2 separate regions of the Mus musculus genome follow, and region 1 is linked to region 2. Evidence: chromatin loops called from intact Hi-C (ENCODE). Cell type or tissue: heart. All regions are shown on one strand. Each heading gives the region's core, and the rest is flanking DNA. Links, peaks and the distances in the headings are about the cores only. Region 1 overlaps Tmem156 (transmembrane protein 156). Region 2 overlaps Klhl5 (kelch-like 5).

What was found. Peaks named below come from ENCODE experiments on the same cell type or tissue, not always from the same donor. Only the 100,000 strongest peaks of a DNase experiment are listed, where the experiment ranks them.
Region 1: it touches region 2 in a loop (2.2-fold over the local background); 1 of 42 quality-filtered maps calls a loop at or near these places.

The regions. Positions count from the first base shown.
Region 1 is chr5:65,067,563-65,083,943 of GRCm38, reverse strand. It overlaps Tmem156 (transmembrane protein 156), which reads left to right. Exons shown (of 6, transcript NM_001370814.1): 2 at 3,753-4,022; 3 at 8,121-8,381; 4 at 10,074-10,193; 5 at 11,619-11,702. Among named protein-coding and RNA genes, the nearest start is that of Tmem156, 16 kb to the left of the region's middle. In heart, for the core only: CTCF peaks have their summits at 7,688 (motif pointing left) and 9,090; no DNase peak of the experiment used is centred there; H3K27me3 peaks cover 240 bases.
Region 2 is chr5:65,150,666-65,167,046 of GRCm38, reverse strand. Klhl5 (kelch-like 5) reads right to left here. Exons shown (of 11, transcript NM_175174.4): 6 at 10,806-10,992; 7 at 8,039-8,263; 8 at 5,843-6,005; 9 at 4,045-4,257; 10 at 2,345-2,516; 11 at 1-76. The coding sequence ends at 20. Among named protein-coding and RNA genes, the nearest start is that of Klhl5, 28 kb to the right of the region's middle. In heart, for the core only: CTCF peaks have their summits at 8,780 and 10,000 (motif pointing left); DNase peaks (open chromatin) are centred at 8,966, 9,436 and 10,016; H3K27ac peaks cover 1,129 bases.

The DNA of each region.
Region 1 (16,381 bases), core at 5,440-13,439, 83 kb after region 2:
GTACAAACATATGTGTGATCTCTTCTTACAGCAAAAGTTAAGGAAGGAAAATATAGCTCTTTAGTGTTGTCCTTTGCTTCTCTTTGAAAAGGAGAAAATAATTGGCCTGCCCCTTTCTCCAACTCTGTTTTCCTAACTCTATTTAGTATTCGGCGTACCTCCTCAGGGAAGGTGCCAACTTGGTACTGAAGTCATTCTGGGATGCATTTGCATCTCTCAGAGTGGGCAGGTAGAGGTCTGACTCCAGGAATATTAATGGAGGTAGTTAAATTCACAAAGTCCTGGTTATGGAGGTGGGAATACAGCCCGCCCAATGCCTAAAGCTGTTGGGGAGGAGGATTTATTTTTAAAAATTATACCAAGAAAGGCTGTGTCCTCTACTTATTCCTTTTCCAATAGAATTATTTAAAATTGAGGTTTAAAAACCACATAAAACAACCAGATAGTCAAATATAGAGGGTATTCTATCCATTCTGGAAAGCTGGGCTGGCCACTTAATTGAATAAGACTGCAATGTTGACAGCAAAATTGTCTCCCTCTCCTTTCTAGGTCATGTCATAGCAATATAAATTCAGGATGTCGAAAATCTCGCAAGATCAAAGTGCCAGTGAGCGAGATGGAGAGGTGGCAGGAAACACAGGCTTCATGTGTTTTAGTAATATTGAGAGAATCCTGAGAGCATTCTGTCAGTATGTGCACGGCCCTCCACCTCCTTTGATTATTGCTACTAAACAAAATAATTTTTAAAAGATTTATGTATTTATTTTATGTATATGAGTAAACTGTAGCTGTCTTCAGACACACCTGAAGAGGGTATCAGATCCCATTACAGATGGTTTTGAGCCACCAGGTGGTTACTGGGAATTGAACTCAGGACTTCTAGAAGAGCAGTCAGTGCTCTGTTACAGTTATGAACCCTTTACAATTTTTACTATAAAATATTTATAACATCATAAGATTTATTTGAATAAAATTCTGTTTCCCCCAAGGAAAACTTTTATTAACAATTCAATTTTGAAATTTCTTCACCATTAGAAATTACATGTGAGTTATTTGAGAAATACTTTTAAATACAGAGGGCTAGGACATGAGTGTTTAAATTATTAAATGACAGTACAAATCACTAGTAATCAGATGCTTATGGAATTACTACTAAAATATAAACTCCATTAATTAAAACTGTTTTTAATATTAGTCACTAGTTTGGCTTCCTTTTAAGCCTGAACCAAGGTTTTGAACTAAAGGTAACTACTTTAAAAGTGGAGCACAGTTATCTGTGGCACTTAGAGATCCTAAACTACATGGTAGAGAGGAGGTGAAGAAACCACAGAGAGGTAGGATTGGCCATGTCAGTTATTTCGTATCAAAAAAAAAAGCTGACGCTATCTGAGTCACTAGAAGACGTGTTACCTAGTCCTTAATAGATCACACTGCTAGATGATTATCCTCAATTACGCAATGAGCTCAAATTTGTTCATATTAATTAGATCACAGGTAAGCCCTAGCCTAGGCAAGGGAGGCATTTAAATTTTATTCATTTTTATTTTGTGTGCGTTGGGGTTTAATCTGCATGTCTGTCTATAAGGGTGGAAGATCCCCTGGAACTGAAATTACAGACAATTGCAAGGTGCTGTGTGGGTTTTGATCAGCCTGACCCCTGTGCATTTAATTTTTTTTTCTTTAAATCTGGAACACAGGATCACATTTAAAAATTTGAAGGCCAGAAGAGGATGTTGGGTGCCCTGGAAGGGGAATTAGAGATGGTTGCGAGCCACCATGTAGATGCTGTGGGCCCTTCAGAAGAGTGGCCAGTGCTCTTAACAGCTGAGCCATCTCTCCTGACCAAAGGGCCTGCGTTTTAGACAGTTCATTGTAGTAAGGTAGAAACCCATGATAGGAAGGAACCGCTCACCCATGACTGGGAACAAAACAGTCAAGTCTCTTAGTGGTGGATTTGGTTTAACTCTTGTATTATTTTAACTGGGTTCCCAAAATTGCACGAGATTCCTCACAGGTAAGACACCAAGGGTCCCCAGCTCTAGTTGGCTTTGATTGGTAAATAAAGTTGTCAGAGGTCAATGACTGGGCAGGGAGACAGAGGAGGTACTTTAGGATTTTGGGGCTAGGGGACTGGGAGAGGAAGGAGGATTTAGAATCACCAGGCCAAGAAAGATCCAGGCTTGAGAGCTGCAGAAGAGAGAACACACCAATCATGTAAGACCGGGGAAGAGCGGCCCCAGGGGTCCCTGATTGGGTCTACAGTAGCAAAGATGGAATATAGATTTTAGTAAGTAATAACTCGGGAGTATTGGAGGGGAGGCGTTAGCAAGGTGGAAGTTTGAGAGTGGCCCAGTCATTGAGCTGTTTAGGGCATATTAAAATAGAAGGCTGTGTTTATGTGTCTTCCATTCAGGAACTCAGAACACTGGGGCAGGTAGGGAGGAACTTATGCCATGCCACACAGTGATTTGAGTAGAGAATAATCGCCTATGGCAACATCTCTTTGTCTACTTGCTCTCACTCTTTCCGGCAAGTCCATTCCTTCATTAGAGCCTACTCTTTTGGGAATTCCAGCAAATACTGAAGATCCACTGAGACGCCATCCTTGTAGACTGAACAACTGCTGGATTCTTAGACTCCCCATCAGTAAACAGACACTGTTGGTCTAGCTGGACTGCAGCCTATAAGCTACTCTAATAATCATACATATCCATATATGTACACATACATATACACACATGTATACAAATTATATATGTGTGTGTGTGAATTATATATTATATATTATATATATATATATTTCACTTATTCTATCAGTTTGTCTTTCTAGAGACCGCTGACTCTACAGAGGGAGCTTTGACAGAGCAATAGAGCTGGGAGAGTAGAAAGCAGAGACAGAGGAGAAAGTACTGTGACTATAGAGATGGTGGTATGCATAAGCCAAGGTACACAGGCAGCTACCAGGAGAAGAAGACTCTTCTAGATTCCCTAACGCTTAGACACTTCAGGATTTCTAACTACTGACATTAACACTGAACTTCTGGCCACCCACTCTTCTTCCGAATGACCAAGGTTGTGGTACTCCTTTCTAGCAGACTTAGGAAACAGACACAGAAATGCTGTCCAGGTTTTGGTATCTTTTCTTCAGATCCATGCAATTGACTTTTTGAACATAGATCGATTCAGACAAACCTAAGATTTATCTGTTAATTTTTCCCCAGCGGCTGGAGAGATTGGCCGGTGGTCAAGCATACTTACTGTTCTTGTAGAGGACCCAAGTTCAGTTCCCAGTGCCCATGTCAGGGTGCTCTAACTCCAGTTCCAAGGGTTCCCACGCATTCTTCTGACCTCCACAGATGCACACGTGACATATATCACACACACACATGCACACATATACATGCAGGTGCATGCACACATGCATGCGCGCGCGCGCACACACACACACACACACACACACACACACACACACACACATCCTTTGAAAATTTCCAGAAGCAGGGATGGCTACTGTCTCTAATCACTTCTCTACATGGGTATTTGTTCTCTGAAAACTAACACGGAATGTTGACAAGTTTAAAAAAAAGAAATGCTTAAAAGGAGTAGATACTAACTCATGTGAAAACAAAGCCTTGTCAAGGACTAGCCATCCTCTGCCGAGGAACTACGAAGAGCTTACTCTGTGTTTATTCAAATGTCAAAAACTCAGGAATCCGCAGCTAGCTAACGAGTTTTGTTTTGTTTCTCTGCAGAAAGAACCCGTGAGCTCTCCTGTCTGGAAGTGTGTTTCCTGCCTAATTTCACCTCTCCGCTTTCTTCTTTCAATTTTTCTTCTGTGGCTTTTCTGCAACCGGCAGAGGAAATACAGACTATTATGGGAATCTCTCCAAATCACTCCAGTTTCCAAAGCTTCGCTGAGATTTGCCGAGGCATCACAAGTAGATTGCCGATGTGTTCCTTGTGTTTGGTTTGTGAATCCAAAGGAGATGTGGATTTCACTTCTCAGGAACAAACATCAAAAGGTAAACACAAAGGAATAGACTGACATTTACCAAGACTAAATTAAGTTGTTCTTGGGGGTGGGGGAAAGCAACCATTCCAGGGCTGGAGAGCTAGCTCAGTGGGTAAAGTGCTTTTTGCCTTACAGTGTAAAGAACTGAGTTCTAACTCTAGAACCCACATAAACACTGGGTGCTGTGGCTGGAGGGATGGCTCAGCATCTCTTTCAGAGGACCAGCATCCACGTGGAGCAGCTCACACCTAGCTGTTACTCCAGGGCTGGGGAATCCGACACACTCTTCTGGCCTCTGGGGGCACTGGACTGGTGTGTACATGCATGCACATAGATGCACAATAAATACCAAATAAATATTAAAGAAAAGAAAAAGCTGGCATACCGGAGAGCCTGCTTGTAATCCCAGAGGTGCCAAGTGGGAAGCAGAGACAGGCAGGTCTCTGGAAGCTCACTGGACATATGGCATATGCTACTGGGTGGAGCTCTAGGCCAATGACTGACCCTGTCTCAAACAGAAGTCAAACGGCACCTGAGGAAAGACACCCAAGGTTGTCTCCTGACCTTCAAATGCCTGTGCTTGACAGAGTACACTGCACCCTGGCCCCCAAGCATTCTGGTTTAACCTCTGGTGACACTGGGGACACAGTGGTGTGGCTTCTAATGAGTGCTTTCACAGGGCTTTGTAAACTTGATGAGTTTTAGTTTAACCTATTGAAAACAAAATTCATAAAATCTATCCGGATGCCAGTGTAATTCACATGTATTTGCTAGCTAAAAGGTCAGCTGTGTGTTCTCTCCAGAGAGTGATTGTTTAGAATAAAATTAAAAACAAACAAACAACACTTCTAAGTAAATGCTTAGCAGTCACCCACCGGGTATGAGCTGTCTTCTGTCTCTCCAGTGGGCCTCTTGTGAACCAGGCAGTTCATTCACAAATTGTGGAATATGCTGGTAGCCTCAAGCCTCAATATCATCATCATCACCATCACCACCACCATCTTCGTCACCACCACCATCACCACCACCATCACAGTCATCCTTTATTTAGCAGAGGTGCTCCTGTATCACTAGTCACTGAACTTTTTTTTTTTTTTTCATTCTTTGAGAATAAGGTCAAGATTCCTTGGCATTGCTTTGGACATAATTGTTATTCCTGTAGTTTTATAACCATCTTTAGATTTTTGCCCCGAATCTACAGAAAACGAGTTGGGGCAGTGCCTCTGTGATAATGGAAGGCTAGGAAGCATTTTAAAAGCAGGTGGTTGGCAGCCATCACTGCTCTGTCGCCTCAGACATACGTGAACAGGGCTTTGAAATGTGGTCGTCATCCTGGCCGTGTAACAAATCACCACACCAACAGTGGCTTGAAACACAACAATCCCCTGGTAACTAAAGATTTATTTAGTTCTAGTGTGTGTGTGTGTGTGTGTGTGTGTGTGTGTGTGTGTGTGTGTGTGTGTTTGCTTGTATCTGTGCACCATGTGTCTGCAGTGGCCACAGAGGCCAGAAGAGGGCATTGGGTCCCCTGGGACTGGAGTTGCAGAGGGAACTACATGTGAGCTGCCATGTAGGTGCTGGGAATTGAACAGGGTGCTCTGGAAAAGCAGTGCGGCCTCTTAACTGCTGAGTCATCTCTTAACTGCTGAGTCATCTCTCCAGACCCTGTTTTCTTTAGGCATTTGCCAGTCAGCAGACATTCAGGTGGTTTCCCTATTTCAGTTATTGTGAACTGTGGGGATACGTCTTTGAGAGTCTGATTTCGGCACTTTTGGATGCCAGAAGGTGAGATTGTTGGAGTAAGTGAGATTAGACCGCTCAGTCTTTGAGGAACTTGTTAACTATTTCCCAAGCTGACTGGGCGGTAGTGTCTATCCCACTATCAGAACAAGGACCCACATTACCCCCACTCTCAACAGCATTCTTTATTCATCTTCTCCACATGGGGCACCCTGACAGGAGTCAGTTCGATTCTGATCATGGCGCAAACTTGCATTTTTATGATGACAAGTGATGTTGAACATGTTTGCCTACGCCCATTGGATGTTTGCATCCACCCACAGGACATGGATCTTTTAACAGATGTAAGAATCTGTTCAGGTTCTGTGCGGGATTGTTTGTTCTGAGACACGGTTTTCTTATGCTACCCATGATGGCCTCCAACTCCTAGTATCCAGCAATCCTCCTGCCTCAGCCTCTGGAGTAGCTGAGACAGCAGGCATTACCATCATACCTGATATTTGCCCATTTTAAAATCAGGTTGTCTGTTTTTCTCCGTACTCCTCCTTCCTCGATGGGAATTCCTTACATGTCCTGGATATGCCCGTTTATCAGCTATACCCTGTGAATCTTTCCTCCCATCCCATAGGCTGGCTCTTCCCTCTCTGGATGGTGTCTTTTGTTTGTTTGTTTTTTTTTTTCGAGACAGGGTTTCTCTGTGTAGCCCTGGCTGTCCTGGAACTCACTCTGTAGACCAGGCTGGCCTCGAACTCAGAAATCCGCCTGCCCCTGCCTCCTGAGTGCTGGGATTAAAGGCGTGCACCAACACGCCCTGTGGATGGTGTCTTTTACGTTGTCTTTCCACTTTCATTCAAGTCCCAAGAATCTTGCAGCAAGTTAGCCATAAAGTGGGCCTTTTCACGGTGACTCAAGAATCTGGTCTTTGTATCCCAAAGGACCAAGTGGAACTACTTCACCTTTTCCTGCTTGGTGATACAATGCCATTTTTTTTTTCTTTCTTCTGCACTTGACTATCTTAAAATTAGGTCTGGAGTCTTGAGAAAATGACCACAATATTCAAAGTATTTCAGCAAGGCAAAAAGGTTTGCTTTTACAGAAGGGGGTGTAGCCAGCCTTAATCAAACAAGCAAGTATGCCCTCCAGGAATCTCACTGGGTTTTTATTACTAACTCCAAGGTGTTCTGCGCCTCACTGGGAGTGGCCAGGGTGCTTAGCCTTGCATCCTGCTGCTGGCTAACTTAAAGCAATGCAGCTGAGAACTGCTGATAACTGAGACGGGGATGCAACTTTGAGGTCATACTTTGATCTTAGAAAACTGCTGACTGGGGAGGAATTTTGTTTTTTCCCTGAGACCGTAGCTTTACAAAGTTCTTTAAAAACAGAGAGCCAACTATGTCTCCTTTAAATCTTTAATAGAAAAGTTTCATTTACATGCCCACAAGGAGAAACCAGTCTAACTCTCCAGTACTCTATGGGGAGGGAGCTAAATCCCCCTATTTGTGGGAAATCAGTAAAATTTTGGGATAACATGTGGTGTAGACTGAAATGTATCCTCTCAAATTTTAATATGTTGAAGTATTAACCTTCTTCAACACTGAGGCTGTGACATCTGGAATAAGATTGTGGTACATATAATTTTCTTAAGATGAGATCACTGTCCTGGAACCTAGCTCAGTAGGACTGATGTCCTTTTAAAAAGGAGACCTTTGGGCTAGGGAGGTACTCCTTTTTAAAGTGCTCCCCAGCCAAGAAAAAGGACACAAGTTAGATCCCCAGAACCAGAATGAAAAGCTGTGTGTGTAACATACACTTATAGTCCCTGTAATGGGGAAGTGGAAGGATTCTCGGGACTTGATGATCAGCCAGTTTAGCCAACCAGCAAGCTCCAGATTCCTGCAAAATAACAAAGGTTCATGTCTGCCCCCTACAGGTGTACATGTAGGCACACACATTAGCTTACACACTATGTATACACACTATGCCAATATGTCGACATGGAAAAACACACACATGGAAATACCATGTGAGGATGAAGGAAGTGACTAAGGTGGTGTTTCTGTAAGCCAAGGAAAGCAACAATTTTAAAGTTACAAATGTGATAATTATGTCCATAGCTTCTTTTTCTATTTTAAGAGATTTGGGTCTTTGGTTGGTTGCTTGTGATCGTTTGTGTTGTTGTTGTTTTGGTTTGGTTTGGTTTTTGAGGCAAGGCCTTGCACTGTAACCCTGGGTGGTCTGGTACTGTCCTCCATCAGCATCCCGAGGGTTAGGGACATCATAACTATGTCCAGTGATACTTAGCTCTGAATTATGTTTTCTTATTAGATATCACCACTCTGCAAATAACCGGTTCTCAACCTCGCTGTAGGTCTTGTCATGAGGGGATCAATGGAAGTGACGGCAAGTGATTTGTCCTCACCCTGTCAGTATTTTAACATCACCGCCGCTCTTATAGCTGACCCTGTGAAGGAAGACAACACTACCTGCACTCCCGAAACCCGTCCTGGAAAAGCCTCAGCTGTCGATGAAGATCTGGCCAGGAAAAAGTCTCTCAACCACACTTGTAGATTTATGAAAAGTACGAACAATTGTGCTCACATTTTCTTGCGCCTAGAAACGGATGTAAAACGTAAGTTTGAAAGGAGGTTAGAGGGAATGGGAGAACTTTGGTATCTATACAAAAACATTAAGAAAGAGCTGTGACATTAACCAAATGTCACCGGAAGTTGAGTTGCTGAAGAATTTTGTTGCTGAAACAATGCAACCTGAAAGGGTATTAACCTTTCTATGTATTTAGTTTTCCTATCAAAATGTATTTTTATGGGACTCAACCATAATCGGAGATAGAGGTGGTATGTCTGGGTTGTGAGAGACATGACTTGGGACACTAGAAAGGGACACTAGAAAGATTCTGTCCTAGGAGAGCTGTAGTATGTCTGGTATCTGTGCTTGATGAACAGCCGACAAACCTCAGAATTCAAAGGTGGGAGGTTTTTTTTTTTTTTTTTTAAAGGTAAGTATCCAGAGAGGATTAAAGTTGGCTTTTAGCCAGTTCAACCCATCCTCTCTCAGAGCTGACACAGCCCAGGTGAGGAGAGTTTTCTGATGTGATGTTGTGTGGATTAGGCACCTGGGGGGGGGGGTGTCACCGGTTGCTTCTGAGGGGTAAGAAGGTCGGATGTATGTAAAGTCTGTTCAAGGCTGATTAAGTCCCTAACACCCTGTTCTGAGCCCCACAGTTAATACTTTTTGCTAAGCACTGTGCCCCACCTCACCATAAAGTCTATTATTAGAAAGCACCTTATGGTACATCCCTTCAGCGAGCGCCCTCTGGATGTCAAGCCCTGTGCTGGGACGGGAGCCCAGAGACAGAGGACCAGAAAACTAGAGAATGCAATCACCTGTAAACCGTGCCTCCTGGAGCTGCTAGTGCCATGGGGGACTCTTCCCTAGACATTTTGGTGCTCCAAGAATATGGGCGTTTTCCCATTACTTTAGAATGCTTTTCTAAAGCTTAGCCATATTAAAGGTAATTATTTTTTAAAATTATGTTTTCAGCAAACATAGATATAGAAGGTGCAGCCTCCCCAAATGTTCCTTCACACGAGTCTCTGGGGATATTTTCTATCCAAACTGCATGTACCAGCCTTTACCTGGCAGATCAGGATTTGATCCTTCATCTCTCTGGCCACCCATCCAGGTCAGCGGGGTCCTCTGTCTGCACCAGCGTTCACACTGTTGCCCCACCTCCAGGGCGCCGGCTGGGCCTTTGTTAATTTGAGGGCATATTTGGGGGGGCTACGACCAAGATGATTAATGGCACACAGCTCTGACTCTAGTGCCACTGCCCTGTGGCACTCTTGATGTACAATAAGAACATTGGTATTGGCATCACCTGGAAGTGAAATTAAATGCTAGGGGTTTGAATTGAATGGATCCCTGGGAGCCACTTGGCCAATTTCCTCATTTAGTAGCTTTATTTCATATAGTGGAAAGACATTCAGGGGAGCAAGGGACCCTGTTCCAGTTAAGGCTGCAAACGCCTTCACCATTAAAGGCATGTGCCACAATATTGCCTCTTATCTGAGGTACTATCTCATTGTGTAGAGTGTGTGTGTGTGTGCATGCGCACACACATGTCTGCCATAGCACACGAGTAGAGGTCAAAAGACAGAAACCAGTGGTTGGTTCTGTCCGTGCTTCCTGTAAGCTATAGGGATGATAGAACTGTGTGTTGTTGAGTACTTAAGCCTGCTAACTAGCTAACTAGTCCTTTATTGGTTTATAGTGTTTAATATATATATATTTTTAATTTTTATAGCTGTCACTTGTTCCATGAAGATCACTTGGTACATTTTAGTGCTATTAGTTTTTATGCTAAGCATCATCTTTATTATCCACAAAATACTTGAAGACCACAGGAAAGTGCGGAGATGGCAGAGTAAGTACTAAGAAATAAACGCGTTGCAAGGACTGTCTCTGTGAGGGCATTCCTTTGCCCAGGAAAACACATACAAATACCTGTTTGCCCCCTGATTTTCTTTTTAGTTCAGATGGCCACTTATTGTGTACCTACTATGTGTAAATGCTGGTTCTAGACACTCTAAGAAAGTATCAGTCTTCGAGTCAGCTAGCAAGCAGCAGCCTGCTGTGCTTCCTGGCTGTGAAGGGAGTTCCCAGGTGGAGGGAGCAGCATGCAGAATAAGAGTGATCAGGACTGCCCTGACTTCCCTCAGTGCTAGACTGTTACCAGGAAGTGTAAGACAAATAAGTCCCTACCCCAAGTTGCCTCCGGTTTTGGTATTTGTCATAGCCCCAGAATGAAACCAGAACAATATGTAAACAGTACTATGATTTTCGTTTTGTGCATGAAAAGGGGAAAAAAATGACCAAACTCAGAAAAGTTCATGGTTTCGTCCAAAGCTGCACAATTAACAAAATTACAGTATAAAGACTTGGTATTTTATAGGCATTGAAATCTTTATTTTAAATAAGTGTATGTTATTTGAAAATAATTTTCATAGTTCTATGTTTCTTGAACTCTTTTTCTATGTGAATACAATTAAGAAAGAAAGATACAAGGTAGAAAAATGCCTAGAAAGACATGGGTAGTGGGACATTACCCATTACGGTACCCATTACATTACCCAGTACATTAAATTCTTTCAAATACCTATCCAGATGACAAATTTGATGGCTTTCAAAGGTTTTTCTTACAAGTCTAAGCATATAAAGTCATGGAAAAAAAATCACAATACTCATGCCATTACACATTAATCTGAAATGTTTCCTAGATACTCTACATATCATATCAACGTAGATAAAAGTAGTATTTTATAAATAAGGGTTGATACTTTTCATGAGCAGACGGGCCATAATGATATTTATGGTAGTGGAGAAACCATCACTTTAGAAAGAGTCTGTGGGTTTTTGTTGTCGTTATTGTTTTGTGGTTTGTTTGTTTGTTTGTTTGAGACAGGGACTCAGTACGTAGCTCTGGCTGGCCTGGAACTCACAGAGATATATCTGCCTCTTCCTCCCGGGGCTGTGCTAAGGTTAAAGACTTGCAACCAACAGGCCCTCGTGTTTGTTAATGAGAGAGGACTTAATGGTAAAAGTCCTTCAGTGTCTTGTTGCTCCAGACCCCTTTTGGAACTCCTTGATAACCCTTTAAACCAGAACCAAGAAGACAGCAAGAATGTGATTTTGTAAGGGAGGGGCACTGGGGTCTTACTATGTAGTCCAGGCTGACTTCAATCAGTATCCTCCTGCCTCAGCCTCCCAAGTGCTGGGATTAGAGGCATGGACCACCACAGCTAATGTGCTTGTTTGTCATCTAAATGTTTAATTTCTTTTCTTGGAACAGGTCATAAGTACAAATCTACATCTGGTCTCTTAAGAGGAGGTGGCTCTGTGAAGCTGAGCACTTTGAGCATGAGGGTTATTCCAGGTGAGTCTGCGGCAGCCTACGGCTAGGACAGGAGATTCCCAAAGCTGCTGTATCAGTTCAGAGCAAGCTCAAGATCGGAGTTCATTTTCAGTAGCCTTGGGACTGGAATAAAGGAACTGTGGGCAAATAGAATCCAGCTTAGTATTTCTCATTATCAGGGGACAGTCATGATCAAAGCCACCTCCCTAAATAATGGAAAGTTTGCCTAATTGGCAAGAAGAAACTCCTGTGAGTAGGCAGGGGAGAGAAAGCCATAGGGAACACGCCTGGGGTTTATTTTTAAATGAGACAAGATACCATTATTTCTCAGAATTGCATGAAGTAATTGTAGAGTGGGCAGAGCCTCTGCCGGAGCCTTCACTTCACGGGGTGTCTTTGTATAAAGAGAACTCCTAATAGCCTCAATTAAAAAGCCCCCTGTCCTCTCCGGAGAAACCGGGAGGGACTAAGGGGATCCTAATTAGAGCAGCTAAGAAGGCCGTGGGCACAGATGCTCTGGCTCCAGTCTCATCTCTTTCTGACTGTGTGGCCTCCTGAATTCCTGCTGTCAAGTCACATTATAAAGAGAGACTATGATATGGACAGGGGGATGTCCTTTTCCTTCACAGAAAAGAAATGATTTTTAAAAAACTGGAAATCCAATCTAGGGCCTGGAGCATATTAGGCAAGCACTCTACACAGCTGAGGCTGTGTCCATCCCCTCTTTCTAAATTTTGAGACAAGATCCCATTAAATTGCTAATTTATAGCTGAGATGGTCCTCATACCTGTGATCCTCCTGCCTCAGCCTCCTGAGTACCTGGGCTTAAAGGTTTGTTACACGGTCTGGCTTTTGTTTAGTTTCCATTTTAATCTCTTCCAGTCTCTCTTTCTCCCTCTCCCCCTCCCCCTCCTCTGTGTGTGTGTGTGTGTGTGTGTGTGTGTGTGTGTGTGTGGAGAGAGAGAGAGAGAGAGAGAGAGAGAGAGAGAGAGAGAGAGAGAGAGAAGGACTTACTACATAGCCCAGGCTGGCCCTCAAGAATTATAGTTCTCCTGCCTCAGGCCCCCGAGTAGTAGGATTATGCTTATATGCCTGTCAAGAAGGAATATTTTGAACTCTTTAAAAAGTCACAGAATTGAGTGATGTTTACTGATATTCTTTGTCTCCAGTGGGTGGACAGCTCCTTTGCACTTGTGAGAAGATACAAAAGGAGGCTTCAGGTCTGCTGTGTAAACTCTTTTTTTAAAAAAAACGACAGGAAACTGGACAACGCCCTGTCTTCTACTGCAGGGCAACAGCAGCCACCTAGAGACCCAGCCAGCCTTTCCCGGGGGGATCATGTGCCTAACGCTTTTGTTAGCTACTGAAACAAGCAGTCACCCAGACCCTTAGTCTGGGAAAAATTAGACTGTGTGCGCCTAAAGACCTAATTTTAAATAATCCAGACTTCCTAGTTGGTATTAGCAAGTTATTAAGCCATGTATGGTTACTTAGCATTAGTTAAACAATATTTAGTGTCGGCTACATATGGATCAAGTTAATAGAAATTTTGTGTGGTTCATGAAAATTTTGTTTAATTAATAACATATTTAAAAAACAACCCATAGTATGGTTTTAAGGAGAAAAACCGATTCCTAAAGGGAGGTAATGATGATTTGTCCGTCTGTCTATCTGTCGGTTCGCTTATCTAGTATACCTGCTCTACCCCAGGAATGGTTTAACCCAACTCTGCCGAGTTTTGTAGTTACCTAAGGAAGCTTGGCCATTTCTGTTTCCTGGCCATAATTTTGAGCACAGCAGTCTTGTCTGAGAACAAGTCAGTTGTTCCCTTGTCACCTCATATAATTGGAGAAGTCACAAATTTTAAGTCCCGGCTAGCCACAAGATGAGCCTCACAAGTTATATTTATGAGCCCGTGGCTTTCCTGCATCCAAAAAAGCCTGTCTCAGGTCTGCCTTCCCTCAATGGTTCTCAATAAAAGGCCCCTGGCTTTACTACCAGGCATATCGTTTTAATGTTCGGTGCAGAGCCAGGGTGATGACCTTTTAAAAAAGACCAGCAATCCTTTTAAGGCTTAACATCTTCAAAAGGAGAGAGGTGGATTCCTTTTTATTTATATTCCTTTAACCTAACCGCACCACCTCACCGCTACCACCATTCTAAGTTGCTCTTTCTGAGAGAAATGGAAAGAAAATCACGTCTCCCCTGAGCGCTGTTTTTAAGGCTGCTCTTTGTAATGATGGATTACAGGCAGCAGGGAGAGGTAAGGGAGAAAAGCCTGCCGGTCTGAATCTCTGGTAATGCGGCAGCATGAGGTAAAGAAAGGGAATGGAAAAAGCAAATGCCTGTGCGCCGCATTCAACAGTCAGGTGTGGGTGCCAGCCACGCACTCCAGAGTGACTCTGTGGCTCATGAACGACAATACTAGTATTGTCACACGGGCGCCCACTGCGTAGGGAGACTCATCCATCCTCAAAATGTCCACCCTCCAAAAAAAGAAACAAGGAGAGCTCACCGGATCCTTCCTGAGCCTGATACATGTTAGAGCCGCGTGGAGGAAGTGGGCCCTGATATTCTCCTCCATGCCCGAGAAACAGGGCGGATCATGTTGTCTTCTTGGTATTAATTTTCTTACTTTCTTATTCACTCAGTTATCATCGTCACCTGAGTGATGACTTCCTTTTACCCATCCTTGTGTTCCTCATGGTAGCATAGCTTTTGGTAGGCCAGCACAGCCCTAGGGAGAGAGAGGCATAGGAAAGCGGAGGTGAGCAAGACAGGAATCCTGCCTGGTGTAATAGCCCACACCTTTAACCTCAGCACTCGGGAGGCAGAGACGAGCTGATCGCAGTGAGTCTGAGGCCAGACTGGTCTACATAGTGAGTTCCAGGAAAGTCGGGGCTACATAGTAAGATCCAGTCTCAATAAATAAATAAATAAATAAATAAATAAATAAATAAATAAATAAAATAAAATATAAACTTTAAAATTAAAATCTTATTCTTAAGAATGGGAAAGGTGAAAACGAACATGCAGAGTAGCAAGGACTCTGAATCACTGCGCCATCTCTCCAGCCACTGCCTTCCGTGTTCTTGAGATGAACGGGAGACATCCACTTGCGTGCTGGGCAGCCTTTGTGGAATCCTGCATCAGGTCTCTGATATCAGTGTTTCCACTCGCTCCAGCTGTTGAGCGGGAGAAGGTGTCATTCCAATATCTTGCCCAATGGTGAAACCGTCCCAACCCAAAGCTCTCCGTCTTTAACTCTCTGTACTGAACACTGCAGCACTACCTGCCAAGGATCCCAGCAAACACGGGTGCCTCAGGCACGGCGCCTCCTGCACAGGGCCCCAGCAGGTACAGAGAATCTGCTCCGGGTTGTCTTAGGATAAGGGAAACCCTTGTTGAATCAAGTCCTGGTCTCTGTGCTGTTCTTTGACACACATCAACTTACTTAATTACTTTAATTTTTCTGCTAGCGAGAAAATGGAATCTAAGAGAGTTTAAGTAACTGGTTTACTGGTCAAAGCCGCTGAAGGCACACAAAGCGAAGACAATGGGATTTTGTGATACTTGGTTGAAGTTACTGATTTATAGGTAGTTTCTAGAGTCAGGGTTCATTCAATCAATTCTGCCCAAACAGTGTAGTCTGAAGACAGTTTTCAACGGGAACGAGGACCTGGGGATCAGGCTGGCTCATATCAAAACTCTTCTTGCTTTTTACATCTAACCCTGGAAATGGAGATGAAACCTGCTCCCTCTAAAAAGCTGTAGCAGCTTCTGCGACCCAATGAGTTCTCAGAAGAGACAGGTTAGCACTGGTTGAGAGCATTTTCTTTCCTGCAGTTAACGTGGGCGGGTCCTAAGGTAATGCAGAGAAGAGAAAATTGACTTTTATTGTGAAAGAGGCTTAGCGAATGTCAAAAGTAGGCGGATGGCCCAATTCATAGTATCCCCAAATAAAACTAATGGCAATGTAAAGTTATAGCTGCCAGCATGTTTATGACCAGGCTAATAAAGACTATGCAGGTTTCAATTTCCCGCAGAAGAGAAGATAAATGACTGGTGCCAGATGTTTTGCAACTAAGCAAGATAACATGAAATCCTAATTTTTACTTGCTTAACTATTACCCATAATATTGATGACTCTTAAAATGCAGGTTGGGTTCATAAAACAGGGAAGGTTATAGCTATCTGCTTGGTTATAGACTAGCTGAAAATGCAAAGGATGGCTCTTTCTTGGCAGGAAGGAATTCATAAGTGTGAAGAGTCCACAGCTGGAATAGAATGATTTATTCTAGGCATTCACTGAATGTCTTTATGTGACAGCTATTTATACTAGCTCTGAAAGAAAGGGATGGCAAAAATATGCTTCGAACATGTCCTCCATCTTTGCTCAGATGGTCCCTGCCTAAACCCTTTGCCTCCATTGCTACCCACTGTGTGCATCCCCTTTCTCTCTAACCCTGACTTTGTCTTATGATCTGGGCTTAACCAACACTTTCCAAGACAAATTAAGTCAGTCGATTGTTTGCAAGTAGGAGGACCTGAATTCAAGAATAGCCAGAGACAGGTAGATCTCGGGCTCACTGGTCAGGGAGCCTAGCTTACTTGGGTGAGCCCCAAGGCCAGTGAGAGACCCCATTTCAAAACAGCAGCACAAGGAGGACAGGACCTGAGAAGAAATGGCACCTCTGGTT
Region 2 (16,381 bases), core at 5,440-13,439:
GGGAGGACAAAGAATGATGTCATATCTTCACAGTCACAACACAGGCTCCAGCTCTTCCTAGGCACAGCGGAGCAACCTGAAAATGGACAAGAGACATAGGTGTTGGATGTGAGGAAGACGCTGAGGTGCACTGTGAGAGCAGGTGACAGGCCAGCCAGCCAGGCAGTTTAGCTTAGACAGCCTAGCAAATGCAATGCAACTCCTTCCTGCTCTGGGGCAGTGCTGGCGCGGGGCAGCAGTGGCTCCAGCCCTTACACTCTCGCATCAGCCCCTCTATCAATGTCTGCCTATCCACTCACTAACACAGTATAACAAGGCAGTTACTGTTTAGCTACTGCAAGTGGAAGCTCACATTTGTGGTCCTTACAACAGCAACAGATATAGTAGCAGCGTCTAGAAAGATAGCTGCGTGATTACAGATTACTGCCTTACATAAAGACAAGCTAGGCTCGTTCCTGTTTATGATTAAATCTCTGCCCATGTTCTGCTTCCATAACCCTGCCTATTTGCCTGCCAGACCCATTTGGGAACCCCTAGTCCTGAACTATAACCCTCTCATCTTCCCCGTGTCCAAGGCTGATCTCTAACCCTGCAATAGGGAGAGACAACCCATGTGTTTTACACAAATAAAAAAGCTTGCTTTTGGGCTGGACCTACGTATGTAGCAGATGTGCGCCTTGGTCTTTATGTGGCCCCTCCAACAACTGGAGAGGGGGCTGTCCCTGACTCTGTTCCTGCCTGTGGATCCCATTCCCCTAAGTGTGCTGCCTTGTCTGCCCCAGTGGGAGAGAATGCACCTAGTCCTGCAGTAACATGATGTGCCAGGGTGGAGTGATACCTACGGGGGGGGGGCTGGGGGGGAGGGCTCCCCCTTGTTAGAGGAGAAGGCGAAGGGGGCATGGAGGGAGGAGCTGTGTGTGTGTGGGGGGGGGGGACTGGGAGGAGATCGGGGGCTGATATTGGGATGTAAAGTGAAAAAAATACATTAGTGGAAAAAAGCTTGCTTTAATTTGCGTGGCCATGATTTGGGTCAGTGATCGTTCTCTGAGCATCAACCTTCCGCTGAGTTGTCTCATCCACTGAAGAAATAAGACTGGGGCCACACGACTGAAATCCTTTTAGTCTATGCTCTCTGTTAAACGTAAGACGCTCCTTTTATACTCTTACTGTCGTCCTTTCCCCAGGCTGCTTTGCAGCTAATCTTCATCTTTGTTTTTACTGGATTTTACAGTCAAGTAGGAAATACCTCTGCCTGTGTCTGTGAGGGCACTTCCTGAGACCCACCCTAAATGTGGGCAGGCTCAGTCCTTAGGTTTGGGTCCTGGACTGAAGTAAAAAGGGAGAGGGAGTGGGGCTCTGTGGTGTTTGCATAGCAATGGTCCCCACAGGCTCAGATGTTTTCATGCTTGGTCCCAAATTGAAAAGCTTTTTAGAAGAATTAGGAGATGTGGTCTTGTTAAGGAAGTGTGTCACTAGGAGTCGGGCTTTGAGGACTCAGCGTCTCCGTCTGTCTAAGACAGGCACCAATCTTTATTGTCCTGTACTCCCTAACCTCAGACTCAGTGTGACGGGCTGCTGGATGCTTCTGCCACCATTGCTCTCCCCAAAAGATGGTCCTTCCCAGAAAGAGACGTGCTCAGCTAGAAGCTAGTAAGCTTGCCACACTGAGTTCTTACTTATTAATGAAATTAGGTTTGTCATGTTTATTAAATAATAACAGGAATTTAATATCCTCCCAAATCCTGAGTATTTTGTATGGGTGAACTGTCCAGGTCTTCCTGATGACTATCCTTGCTTATTTTTTATAATCCCCCTCCCCTTGGTACAGCCCTCTGTCGTCCATCCTGTCAGCTCTACATCTTGTACATCTTGTACACTGACTGCCAAAACAGCCTCTCACCAAACTAATGGTGGTTCATGATTTCTCTGCATATTTTAATTTTAATTTATACTTCAAAGGAATTTGGATTTTTGTATAAAATCAGACACTGCATCTTGGTTTTTAATATTTAGTCAAGAGGCAACTTTATCTCATTAAAAAGACGAGTTTGTTTTTATTTTATGTGTGTGAATGTTTGCCTGTATGTATGTACATGCATGTGTGTGCAGTCCAGAAGAGGGCATCAGGTCCCCTGGACTTAGAGGATGTTGTGAGGCTCCGTTCAAGTGCTGAGAACCAAACGTGGGTCCTCTGCAAGAGCATCAAGTGTTCTCTCTTAACAGCTGAGTCCCTCGGCCCCCACGTTTGTGTGATGCCCACCAGTGTTGGGTAAAGCTGAGAGCGTCTTATGGAAAGACGTCTTCAGGATAAGAGAGGTGAGACGAGGAGAAAGGGGACGGCTACCTGGGTCCATTCGTTGGTCTGGGGGTCGTAAGCCTCCACTATGTTCAGGTAGGTCTGTCCGTCATAACCCCCGACAGCATACAGCTTGTCACCAAGTAGACACACGCCCACCGCGTCTCTGCTAACGCTCATGGATGCCACTGCTGTCCACACGTCTGTTTTGGGGTCATATCTGAAAGAAAAGTTTACAACTCGAGCTGATATTGCTCCTGAAATGTTTTGTGTGCAAACATTTGTCCTGCAAGTCTAGCCTCAGTCTCACCTCTGATATAAATATGCTGAACACATTTTAGAGAAAAAGATCTGTATTTTCCTAAAAACCACCTAGCTTATGTTGTTATAGCTTCATTTAATAGATATAGCACACTAAAGAACTCAGCATCTATAAACTGTCAAGGCTTCAGTGTCCACACTGAAAATGTGGGCAAAGCTCTGTACAAGGTGACTTGAATTCTCAAATATGGTAGCTATCTACTTTCTCTTCCTCTTTTAAAACTACAACTGCTCAATGGTGTTGTTTAAAGGGTAGATAGTTTGTGCCAACATGCTAGATTGCTTTTGAGGGTGTGTGTGTGTGTGTGTGTGTGTGTGTGTGTGCGTGTGTGTGTGCGTGCGCGTGCGCGTGCGTGCGTGCGTGCGTGTGCGCGCACCTGTCTTTTCTTGGTGTAATTAATCACACTAAAGACTCCTGGATTTCCTTCCTGGATCCTAACTGGAGCAGAGCTGTAATTACCTTCTCCTCACTAAGATGAGATGCAGCTGTAGCTTAGCCGCCTCTGCAGCAGCACCATGTCTGCCTGCCCTTAGAGACTGCTGAGCATCATCAGAGCCTGGGTTAAGTCTGCCTGCCTTCTTGTCACTTAGTTCTCTAAGTAAAGCACTCCAACCTTAAACAGTTGGATCCATTCTCCCTCTCTGGGACTCACTGATTTCCTTTTCCTCTTTCAGATCTAAAACCCTCGCCACTGACCCGCCACTCTGTGCGACCTCCTCCCCCACACCCACCGGCTCCTCTCCAGAGCTCGCCCTGTCACGCTTGGTTCTCTGGCCACACAGTTGCCCTGTATGTCCCATGTGAACCATATTTTTTTTTCTGTTTTGGAGTGTTCACACATGATTATAGTGATGCTTCCTGTAAAATGCATTAAATTCTCTCTTGTCCTTAAACTAAATAAAAAAAAATGAAGACTTGACCTGCCAGCACAATCCTCACTGCTGTTAGGTCCTCTACTTGGCCTAAAAGCTGCATTTCTTACGACCAGTAAGTACGACTTGGTTAAGCCTTTAAGCCGTGTAGGAACTTGTCATTTTTCTTTATCATTTTCTATTATTTCATTGTATATCAAAATGGGCCAGCCATGGCCCTGTCCTTTGCTTCCAGCCCCAATGCCTTCTTTCTGAGATTCACCAAGCTCCTTTACATTTCCGGGAAGGCAGAATCCAGTACTAAACAGCAGAACACTAAATACTTGTCCAGTGCATGCATTCCAGGCTCCATCCCGAGGGAATATGTGAGATCCAGGAATCTCAGTGCACGGCTGGCAGTCCGGGAGAGAGCCAGCCAGAGAAGACAGCCCAGTGTTGGCAGGACTGTGTGGAGACCACACTGATGGACACTCACTAGTCTTATGACTTTGGCTGGAAGGGTGGGAAACTATTTTGTTTTGGTTTGCTCTTCGCTTTCCTCCACAGGAAATTACCTCTCCACACAGTCTGAGAGCCTGGAGGTCAAATTGGATGTGGGAGCGTCGTGTCCCCCAATGGCATACAGCAGCCCGTTCCAGGTTGTGACTCCTACTCCGCCTCTTCGTTTTGACATCTGGGCACACAGTGTCCATTTATTGGTATGAGGGTCAAAGCATTCTACTGACTTGAGGCAAGAGCTCCCATCGCGACCACCAACTGCATAGAGTCTGGAAAAAGGAACAAAAGAGGTGACAAAGAAGGCACAGTGCTGGGGTCAACAGGCTATTGCTGTGACAGTTCGCTGACTTTAAATGCCATTGGTGATGTAGCATGCTGATGGCACTAGGATAGAAGATGGAACGATACCTGCTATAGCTATCTAAAACAATTTCCACGTCTGTGTCGATCAGGCCTTTACAACAAACACTAACACAAAGGACTTAGCACGTGGGCCTGAGGAAATAAGAGCTTAGGCAGAAATTACTTTCTATTTTTCTTTTTTCTTTTTTTGTTTTTATGAGCCAGGGTCTTACTATGTAGCCTCTGAAAGAGTCTTAGAACCCATTATATAGACCAGCCTTGCTTCAAACTCAAGTGTTCTGCCTCTGCCTTTGAATTAAGAATCCGTGGCCACTCTACCCACCATTTCCCTTATATCACAATTCAACCTTCCTTCCTCCCTCTATCTGTAAGTGATAACATGAACACCATGAAACAAAGAAATTAATTAGAGCCATCAAGGGTTGGACAGAAAGGTGAAAAGGTCTGTATTTTGTCCTCATCCAATTGAGAACTGTGAGTGAGGACTCTATACAAATTCGAGCACTGACAGCAGACAAAGCATAAGTAAGCGGGTTTTCTTAAAGCCATGCTGCGGCCACCAGTCACCAAGATAAGAAAGAAGAGACACAAACGTAAAGGTGACTCCGTGAAAATGATGGAGAGGATCTTTAGGAAGGCACTGAGAGATCACAGCTCTGAGAGACCATAGCATGCATGCATGCATGTGCACACACACGTGCACACACACATGTGCACACACATACAGAGAGAGAGAGAGAGAGAGAGAGAGTGTGTGTGTCACAGTACTGAGAGATCACAGTACTGAGAGAGAGAGAGACCACAGCATTGAGAGATCAGAGCACAGAGAGAGAGAGGTGGGGGGGAGATATCACAGCCCTGAGAGTCTACAATACTTTAATTTTTAAATGCATGTATCAATGTTTTCATTTTTCATATATATGCATATACATACTTTGCATGGGTGTGGGCACATGGGTTTGTGGGTACGAATACATGTGTACATATGCACATGTGGAGCCTGGGCTGCTGTCACATATCACCCTCCATTGCCTCTACCTTATCCGGCACGGCAGGCGTCTCAATCAAACCCTGAGCTCCTGGATAAGGCTGGCTTTGCTAGGCGGCTTGCTCTGGCGATGCCCTGACTCTGTCTTTCCAGGCTGGAATGACAGGTGGGCTGCCATACCCATTAGATATTTGCATGGGTTTTCCAGACCTAACTGTGGTCCTCAGGTTTATTCAGCAAACGCTTTAACTGCAAACATCTCCCTGCCCACTGTAGTACTTTCAAAAGAGCATATAACTTGGAAGGTATTTAAACCACTGTTGCTGTTCAATTAATATTGGGTATTTATATTGGGTAGCATGTGTGGTTCCTTAGCTACGAGCAGTGAGGCTGTTATGGACAGAGGTTAAAGGAAAGGCTTTGTTAACTCATGCAAAGAACTCCTCCAGCAATAATAAATCTGGCTTATCGTGACTGAAATAGAACTTCAAATATCTTCTTACTTTCCACTTAGTACCGCCACGCCTACTGTGCTCCTGGGGGTGGACATAGTGGCAACAAAATTCCACTGGCGGGCCTGAGGGTCCCATCGCTCCACAGTATTCAGGTAGCTCCAGCCGTCGTGCCCTCCGACTGCATACATGGGGCCTTCTAGTACAGCCACGCCTAAAGTGGACCAGCGAGAGGGAGGGACTAGTCAGAATGGGAGTACAGTAAGTCTGAAACACGCAATCATAACCAATCAACAATGTAGGCGAAAGCCACTGCGCTCCCTCAGGGCTCTTCTGAGGCAGATGGGGCCGAACCAGCACTGTGATTCTTTTCCTGAACATTGGAGACAGTATTCTGAGGCACACAGTGGAACGTTTGTATGTGCCACCATTTCTAAGACCTTCAATCCCCAGACTTCCATTCTTTTCCTGTAGGACTCTGGAATCCTGGGTTTTACTGCAGCTAAGTTGGGTACCACAGCCTTGTATTTATGGGTATCATCATCAAGGAACAGAGTGAGCAAACATCTTAGTTTACGATAAGATTCTATTTAGTAGGCACTCCATAGAACATCAGATAAGGGCCACGCTTGCGTGGATCAATACTGTTTGTTTTACAGGACATCAGGTGTGTGCCAGCTTAAACAATAGAGCAACGGAAGCAAGGGCAGAGAGAGCCAGGGACCTGAATGACACCTCAGTAGAAGCATGAGTGCCATTATCGACCACGCACAGAGGAAGAGGAGGCCCAGCAATGGCCTGCTGGGGAACCCATGTTGCCTATGTGGCTGAGCAGGTAACTGACAGGGAGGGGCCAGAAGACAAGGGAGTCAGAAATAACATTCTCTCACCGTATCCCTCATCAGGACTTTAGATTTTATTCTGAGTGGGGTGGAGTCAGTCAAGGATTTCTTGGGGTTTTTGTTTGTTTGTTTGTTTGTTTTGAGACAGGTTCTCCCTATGTAAACTAGGCTGCTCTCAACCTTATAACCCTCCTTCCTCTGCTTCCAAGTGCTGGAACTACAGCTGTGTGTCACCACATCTGCTTAAGTAGAGGATTTAAAAAAAAAGATTTATTTATTTCAGACACACCAGAAGAAGGCATCAGATCCCATTACAGATGGCTGTGAGCCACCATGTGGTTGCTGGGATTTGAACTCAGGACCTCTGGAAGAGCAGTCAGCGTTCTTAACCACTGAGCCATCTCTCCAGTCCCCAAGCAGAGGATCTTAAGAAGAGGTCTGACATGATTGTGGCAAAAAGACCTCTGTAATTCAAACCCATCAATCTTGGCCAAGTTGGATAAAATAGCCACCACTCATATGTGACCCAAAATAGCATATTATTCACTTGTTATACACTGTGCCAACAGTACTGGCTATTGAACACACACACACACACACACACACACACACACGCAAAATATATTTACACAGATTTAAGTTTGTACATATTACAAGTTTTACAGAATATACCTAATTTTATATAGATAACTTATCATTCATCAAGGGCCTAGATGAAGGGCTCATTTAGTCCAACCTCTTGAATGGCAGACCTGAAAATACAGCTCAGCAGGGAAAACCACTCCTAAATGAGGCGCCCATGTAATTCCCATACGTGAAGAGATGAAAACTTCTTAATTAGTTCATCTTCTAAGTTCAGATTATACAATTTACCTATAAAAGCACATGGCAGCTAACATCCATTTGTAACTCTGGTTACTGGGTTTCTAACAGCCTGCACTGCATACCAATGGTGTCCATAATACATTCAGGTAAACACCCACATACATAAAACAGAGAATGAAAAGAAATGCCTGTCTCTCTCTCTCTCTCTCTCTCTCTCTCTCTCTCTCTCTCTCTCTCACACACACACACACACACACACACACACATTACCATAATTGTTTTTCATATAATATAGAAGTTAAAGTGCTAGTTTTAATGAGCCTTTAACTAGGCTATCTAAATTCAACTGCTAACACGGAGCATAAAGGTAAGAGCATGGCTTGTCACAGCGGCATGCTTTCCCGTGTATGAGCTCCATTTATGTAAGTGCTCGTGTTCTGGTTTCTGCCCCTCAGGGATGAGGGATGCTTGGGAACTGATGCTGACTGAGCCCACACACAGGCCTCCCGCCTGGTACAGAAGGGAACAACGTGTGGCATCCTGATACATGGCTTCCAAGCAGGCGAGCAGACGCACTTACCGAGCCCGTGCCTGTGTGTGGACATAGGTGGCATCACACTCCAGGTTTTTGTTTTGGGGTTGTAGCACTCTACGGTGTTCAGAGTCTTCAGTCCGTCTCGCCCTCCGACCACGTACAGTTTGTCATCTAAGACTGCGACGCCGAATTGGAGCCTCCTCCCATTCATGTTTGCCACAGGAGTCCACATATTTGTACGGAGGTCATACTTCTCAATGCTTGTTGCTCCTGAACAATAACACAGAAGTTAGGAGACTACAAGATCCACCCCGGCTATGTTACAGACACAGAAGTAGAATTTATCTTGTGTGTGTGTGTGTTGTGTGTGTGCGCGCGCGCGTGCATATGGTGGGCAGAGGTTGGTGTCTGGTGTATTCCTTTGTCGCTCTCCACTTTGTTTTTCCAGAGGGGTCTCCCTGAACCAGAACTCACTGTTCTGGCTAGGCTGGCTGGCGAGGGGCTCCAGCAATCCACCTGTCTGCCTCCCCAGCCCTGGGATCACACAAGTGTGCCAGCTGTGTATATGGTTTCTGGGGATTTGAACTCAGGTCCTCTTGCTTGCATGGAGAAGCACTTTAACAGTGGAGTCATCTCCCTAGCCCCAAAGTATAAAGGTTTCTTCGAGCATCGACAGCAATACTTTTATGCTATCTTATGAAGCCCCTGCAGTACGGCCCTCGCCTGTGCCATGACCTTTTCTCCCATCATTCTCCCTGGCATACTCCAGGCCCAGCATTAAAACATCCAGCAGGGGACGTTCTTTGTTCAAAGAGGCCAGGAAGACGCTCAGCAATTGGCGGAAGTGCAGGGAGGGAGCCACAGGGGATCATTCTGAGAAGGCTGGCCACAGTGCAGACAGGGTTCTTGGACAAGCTGAGGGAGGCTGTCTCCCTTTTGGGATCGGATTGTTGGGTTGTTTATAGAAGTCAATGGAAAGGTCTAGGGGAAGGAAACCGCTGACCCAGGAGATAAGGGAGACAATTATTATGTGAGGTTCTGGAAGAAAGAACAGTAACAACAAAACGGGCGGAGTGGGGCTGACACCACGCAAGGGAGGGGGCACGGCAAGGAGGAAGGACAAAGGTCGCCTGGGAACCATTCTGCCGGAAGTGAAGGGAGTTACTACCCATGGGGTTTACCATGGAAAATTCCAGAGCTCTTTTGCTCTCTTTCAAGATGTGGAACAGCAACAGCAGAGATTTAGGAAAAAGTGAAAGAAAGTATCTCACTTAAAAAAAAATCTAACTCGCACTTCCGTAGAGATCGAGTCTTTTTCTAAGCTGATAATTTACCAGCCTGTTCTAGCATTATAAAGGACTGCAGTCGCAGTGGACACTTACTCCTCAGGCTTGTAAAATCAGCATCAGAGCTACTACTGTTGAACCTAAAACCAGACCGTCCGGCTGGCTCCACACCCGGCGCTGTGTTTACTTACCCTACACAGGCTAAGGCTTTTGAGACTGACACCAACTCCCGTTCCATCTTGTATTCTCCCAGAACTACACAGAATCAATCCCTTCTAAACACTAGCTGGTTTAAAAATACTTTTTACTTTGCATAGCCTTTCTTTGTAATATATGGCAATAATGATATTTTATTCATTCAGATTATATACATGTGTGTAAAGTATCAAGATTGTATGGATTTGTTTGATTCTTCACTCCAACCATGACTTTAAAGTGTCCATAAAATAAAATAAAAAATCGCCTTCCATCAAACAAAAATCTTTTTCCATTGATGAATTTTCAAGCTTTTTTTGTTTTTTTTTTTTGTTTTTTGTAGACTTCTGTTATAAACTGGAAAGCCAAAATTTAAGAATCTAAACTAGTAATACAAATATGCATCTATAAGTTTGTGGGTGTGTGTGGAGAGACAGCACAGTGGTTAAGAGCGCCTAGCTTCAATTCCTAGCACCCACAGAATGACTGGGAGCATAGGGAGGGTGCAGGATCTACTGCCCTCTTCTGGCTCCCACAGGCACTGCATGCCTATGGTGCACATTAGACGGGGCTGGAACAGGGCTGAGAGCAGAACCAGGATGAGCTGAGACTGTGTGACTTCTGTCAGGGTTGCAGGCACCACTGCAGGAGGATGGGCAGAGGTCAGGTGTACAGAAAGGCCCCATAACAACTGACAGCCAATAGCACCATGCATGGTCTTCAACCTCTAGGAACAACTGTTCACAGAATCCAAGTTTGTAACTCAAATATTTGTGTTTAGCTTTCATTTCTATATATGTATGTATGTATTCATGAATCTTTTCTTAATTGTTTAAGAGTAAAAATCACAGAAATGATGACCCCGTGGCCCTAAATATTTCAGCAGATCTTCCTCAGAGAAAACGATTCTTTTTAAAAGTCATCTATGTGGAGTGAAGTGTTCTTACTGAGCTAGATCCCTAGCCTAAAGTAGCTAGTTACCTCTTCCTAATCTCATCTGTCTCTATCAGTTGGCACCATGAAAGAAACAGCTTTCCTTTCCATCTGTGTCTCTGTGAACTCACGGAGACTCTGATTTGACGTTAGCTTCTTTTACAGTAATTACTTACTATGATGCTCAAGTTACTTAAACTCAATGGAAACTCCCAACAAGATGTCTTCTCTACCTTTTGATCTGCCTCTTACCATGCCTTGAATATTTTCTGCCACTAAGGTGCTTTCTGGTCTCATCTTTTCCTGTCCTTGTCCCTCAACCAGTCACTTCTCCACCGGGCCTCTTGGTAGTGTTACTGGTTACCCTCTGTTCCTTTAGATCAACGATCTCCCAATACCCTTTGTTGAATCCATCCCTCCAACTGCAAATAACGTTCCAACAGTTGACTTGCGAGGCTTTGTCCGAGGACTCTGCAACATGGGTCGTCTCTCAGGTAATAAATGGTACTTCATTGCTTCCATGATGAGTTTCTGACATTCAATGTCATCCCGGAAAAGTGCATTGTTTTCCATGTCTGCCAGGAACTAGAAGAGAGCAGGGTATACAGACAATGAAGACATGTAAATATACTTTTTAGTTCACTACTGCATTTTGCTGGTCTGTTTATTTCTAGGATTTTACTTCATTTTTGAGACAGGGTCTTACTATGTGGCCCTGGTTGGTCCAGAATCCATGATGTACAGCAGGCTAGCCATGGCCCCCTGATTCTCCTGCTTCAGTATCTCACACAGTGAAATTGCAGGCAGCAATCACCACCATGGGCTCATGAGTGCCCCTGCCTCATGAGTGCAGGGATGAAAGACATTTATCACCCTCCCCTGCCCGGTTTCTGTTGTTTCTGATGTAGGAACTCATATTGGCTTTGAACTCTTATGTGTCCCAGGCTGACTCTGAACTTGGGCTCACAGGTGCTGAGGCTATAGGCAAGAGCTGCCCCAGATTATTGGTGTCTTTACTGCATGCTCTGAAATCTGATATTTTGGTCTCCCTCTCATCAAGTTTCACAGTTTTCTTGGCTATTTGAGGTCTAGTTTTCCATGTTGGTTTAAGACAGAGTCATCTAGTTATCTTTATTTTCTTGGCTTTCTGGTGTGAATGGTGCTAAGTTCTTTTATTAGTTATGGAGAATACACATTTTGTGATATTAGGTCTTTCTGTTCAAGGAGCCTTCTCACTTGTATCACTTTCTTTACTGTCTTTCCCTTCATTTTGTTAAATCTATTCTTATATATGTAATTATTTTTATTGCCATTTTATTTTTTCTGTTTTTTAAAAAAAACTTTCTCTCTCCTTCTTCCTTCTCTTCTCTTCTCTTCCTTCCTTCCTTTCTTTCTTTCTTTCTTTCTTTCTTTCTTTCTTTCTTTCTTTCTTTCTTTCTTATGTTTTGCTGGAGAAGAAAAACAAATCTCATGATGACTGGAGCTTGTATTAACCTGGCACTTTACCACACTCCTTAGCTCTAGCTGTTATGCATTCGCCCATCATCAAGTAGGGAGACTTTGACATCTCTTCTGAGTGGACATCAACTCTTTCAGTTTATGGCATTATATTGCCCAAACCTTCAATGTAGTGGTAAATAGCTGGATAAAGTAGAGCCCCTTTGCTTCTGGCTGGAGTTAGGTGGTATTGGTGCTTGTATTGCAGACAGTAGTTGCTACAGTGTGCACTGTGTGATCCATCTTTATTTAAGCTGCCTCCTTCTCTCCCTGCTTTAGTGTTCAAATTAAGAACTGCTACCAATTTTTCCTCAAATATTTTTCACATATCTATTGATAAGAGCATATAATTTTTTTCCTTTGTAGCTAGTGATGCAATGACTCCCTTGATGAGTACCTGGTAATTGTTCTTTTGTTGTTGTTCTTGGGAAAAATTTCCCTGTCCATGGTGTAGATCCTTTAAAGCACAGCACACGCCCATTACCGTATAAGCAGAGGATACACATCAGGCTTGATCCAGTTAGATGATGTTTAGTAAGTGCCTCAAATGGAAAGGTTTGGAGTCTTTCACCTGAGGCAGATCTCAGAGCCCCGATTCTGTTAACTGCCACACCCATGCCACTTCCTGTCCCGAACATTAATTTACTCATACAGATTCGTCTTGTCTGTGTATTTCATGTAAACAAAACCAACATGCCCTCCATGTCTTGCTTATTTTATTCAGCATATTCTCTAGGTTTGTCCATGGTGCAGCATGTTTCAGTCTTGCTTCTTTGCTGTTGAATTATTATTCAATTCTTGTGGTTGGCTCTGTTTTACTCTCCATCCAGCAACTGATGGATACTTCGTTTGCTTCCTGTGTGGAACAACTATAGGTGCTAAGAAAGTTGTGTGCACATCACACAACTGTGTGGACATATTTTGATTTCTCTTGGGTAGATAACTAGGTAAAATTACCCTTAACTTATAGGAAACCTCCGAACTGCATTTCCAAACATCTCTACCACACTTTCATTGCACTAGCACCCTGGGAGGTTTCTGTTCCCACACACCCTCACCAACCAAGCCCATTGTAGCCAGCTGGGTAAGTAGAAAGTGGGTTTTACTCTGCATTTCTTTAATAGCTAATAATTCTGGGAATATGTCCAGGCATTGATAACTGAAGAGAGCCAAAGTTTCCGATAAAGGTTACCATTTAAAAACAAAAACAAAAAGCTGTGGCATTTGGTAAGCATGCATCATAAGCCAAAGGCAAAGTCCTCCCAGTAAGACACAGTCTCGTGACTTGGGCCTCTTCTTTCCCCATGCTCACAAACAAACTTACCACAGAAGTCATTAGTGGGTATGCATTGAGCTGGCTTATTTAGATTAATGTTACTGTTTGTATTACTTTTGATACAATTACCCCAGTGCTTTCTAAATAAAAATAAATGTGAGATAAAATATAGGAAGTAATGTCTCAGGAGATCATATAGTAACTTCAATATGAAGTAAAACATATTTCTTAACAGGCTGGTAAGTTCTGTAGTTTATTAAAAATGAGATTAGTTATATTTAAGTAAAGAAGTGAGACTAGAAAAATTATAAAGCAATTAATTCAAGAACAACATTAATCAAGTATTAGTGTAGCAGGTTTGTTATTGTTCAGGAAATTATTATGATAGGCTAAACTATAAAATATTGATTCTAATATATCTTGCATTTATATGAATTCCAAATGTCTGCCATAAACAGTGGCAAATTATTAAAATAGAGGTATTTGCAGAGACAGACGTGTTGGCTGTGCAGACTCTTATCTTCATTCCTGCATTTGCTTCTCATGACTCAGGTCTCTAAAACTGTCCCCTCACACACACAGACTGGCTCATCCACACTGCAGAGAAAGTGTGTCTTCCCTGTAGCATCACTGACTCGAGTACTTCTTTCTTCTTGAATTTGAGTCAATTTTCAGTAGAACTCCACCCAAGAGTAAAATAAAATGGCCACAAACACTTCCTTTTTGATTACCCAGTGTCTTTGGAAAGTCACGTAAAATGATCAATCACTTAGGAGTCTGGGGATGGCTTCGCTGGTAAAATGCCTGCTACACACGTATGAACTTGAATTCAAACCTCCAGTTCCCCCACAAAAGCCAGGTACCAAGGCATGCATCGGTGACTTCAGCACTGGGTGGGCAGGACACAGGTGGCTGCTCGCTGGCCAGGTGGTCTAGTCATAATGATGAAGTTCTGATTCAATAAGAGATCCTCAGGAAAGGTAGAAAGTGGTCGAAAAAGGCAACTGATGTCGACCCCTGGTCTCTGCATGCACTCACACATTCATGCATGTGCATCTGCAGAGACATGTGCATACATACAAACAAATATACACGGCACATACATGTGTGTGCACACACACACACATAAGCAAAATCATTTTTAAAAAGATCATTTCGGGGTTGATGAGATGGCTGAGTGAGCAAGGTCCTTGCTGTGCAAGTCTGGTGAGCTGAGTTCCAACCCTGGAGCCTATGTAAAGGTAGGAGAGAACACACCTCGTGAAGCTGTCCTCTGACCTCCACGTGCACACTGTGCCATGTGCCCCTCCCCCACACACGACAGATCCACACATGAGTAGTAAATTAAAAAGTGTAAGAAGATCACTTGGGTAGCATGTCATAAATATACATATCACCCCTTCCATCACTTACAATGTCTGCTGTTGGTGGCACTATAATAAATGAATACTTGGAAGCTGAGTCCCTTCTAGCTAGGGCTCAAAGTGCTTTGTCTAATATGATAAAAATCTCATTTATATGGGGAAAACATGATTCCACAAGTGTAAATTCTCTAGGTTATACCTGGTCTCAGTTCTAAAAATAGTCATTAATTACCTGACAGGCATTTGACAATTTTAATAATTGTTATTTTTTTATATGTAAAACATACAGAAACTAACTTCAGAATTCTACTTGGTAATTAATTGTGTAATTCTGTTTTTCACTTTTATCATAAAAATCCAAATCCAAACCCCTAGAACTCAAAGGAACTCACCCCTAACTGGAAAATCTATAACACCCCTGGGAAATCTGTTACACCCCTCCCCCATGACTCAGGGAACACTGTGGAAGGGGGCCAGAGAGATTATAAAAGCCAGGGCTGAGGGGAGATTGCCACAAAATAGTGAGGTGCGGACAAGGCAGGGCCTTTGCACTCAAAAGCTAGCACAGCTGTGGCTGCCTGCACAAGACCTGCACAAGCTCAAGCGCCAGCCGGTCAGTACTCCAGCATGGACAGAGGGGCAGCCCAGGAGGCTCTCCCCTTAGCGGAGGGGCTTTAGGCAGGTGACAGCCACCGAGGGAGGCACAGTCAGTTTTCTACAGCTATGTGGAGCACAGTAGACACCCATGAAGCTCTTCTCTCTCTCTCTCTCTCTCTCTCTCTCTCTCTCTCTCTCTCTCTCTCTCTCTCTCTCTCTCTCTGTGTGTGTGTGCCTGAGTGGGGGTGGGGTGGGGTGTGAGCCCATGCCTGTGCCTATGTGTCCCTTGAGGAGAGGGAGGGAGTAGTCATCTAAATACATTGTATTCTATTCATATTGGAAGTTACCAAAGGTGGATGGGGGGGGGGGCAGCGGCAACAGAGTAAAAGTGTTACATAGTGCAACCTACTATTATCATTTTAAGAAAGGAAAACAGCTCAGAGCTCAGAGGCCAAGTAACTATTGACATTGTGCGGGGCACTGTAGCCAACTCAATCATATTTGCTCCTGCATTACTACTGCTCCCTTATCATGGACAGGGTCTTAAATCTGATGGGCCCTCAAGTCCGTGGTCTTTAGGGCCCATCTCACAGAGTTCTGAGATGAGGTCTAGTTATTATTTGTAATTCAAACCGTTCACAGGTGATGTCGATCCTACAATTCAAGAACCACTAGGCTAACCTACCAGAGTCCCCTCCTTGTCTGTCTTCTGTGTAGCACCTGATGACAATAACACTTCCTCCTCCTCAGACATGGGATGGAGTTGTAGTAAGTAACTCTCTCATCCTTTGGTAGGTTGCTAACGGCCACAGAACTTTACGTTTCCCACAGCCCATCCCTGGTACTTTTCCATTCTCCCTGGCCAGAATCATTCTTTTGCTTTGGGTTTCAACATGCTGGTAAGTTTTTCCATTTTTCCTCTTAATATCGTGAGGATTTAAGATTTAAGGTGCCAAGCAATTTTGGGAAAATGGTTCTCCATTCCCCTTCCCACACTACATGCTATCCCTCATACTGAATTCTTTGTCTCGAATGACTTCACCTTCTAACCACATTCCACACACAGGGTGACTCTGGGCCCTTCTAACCCAGTCATTCAGTTTCGTCAGTTTCTGGTCACTTCTCTCTGGCACTGCCTGAGTGTCTACTTCGCCTGGCTGAACACCTTTCTAATGGGTTTCTAGTGTTGACCCTGATTCTCCGCAGTGCACTTATAGTGTTCTCGCCAAACAGAGTTACA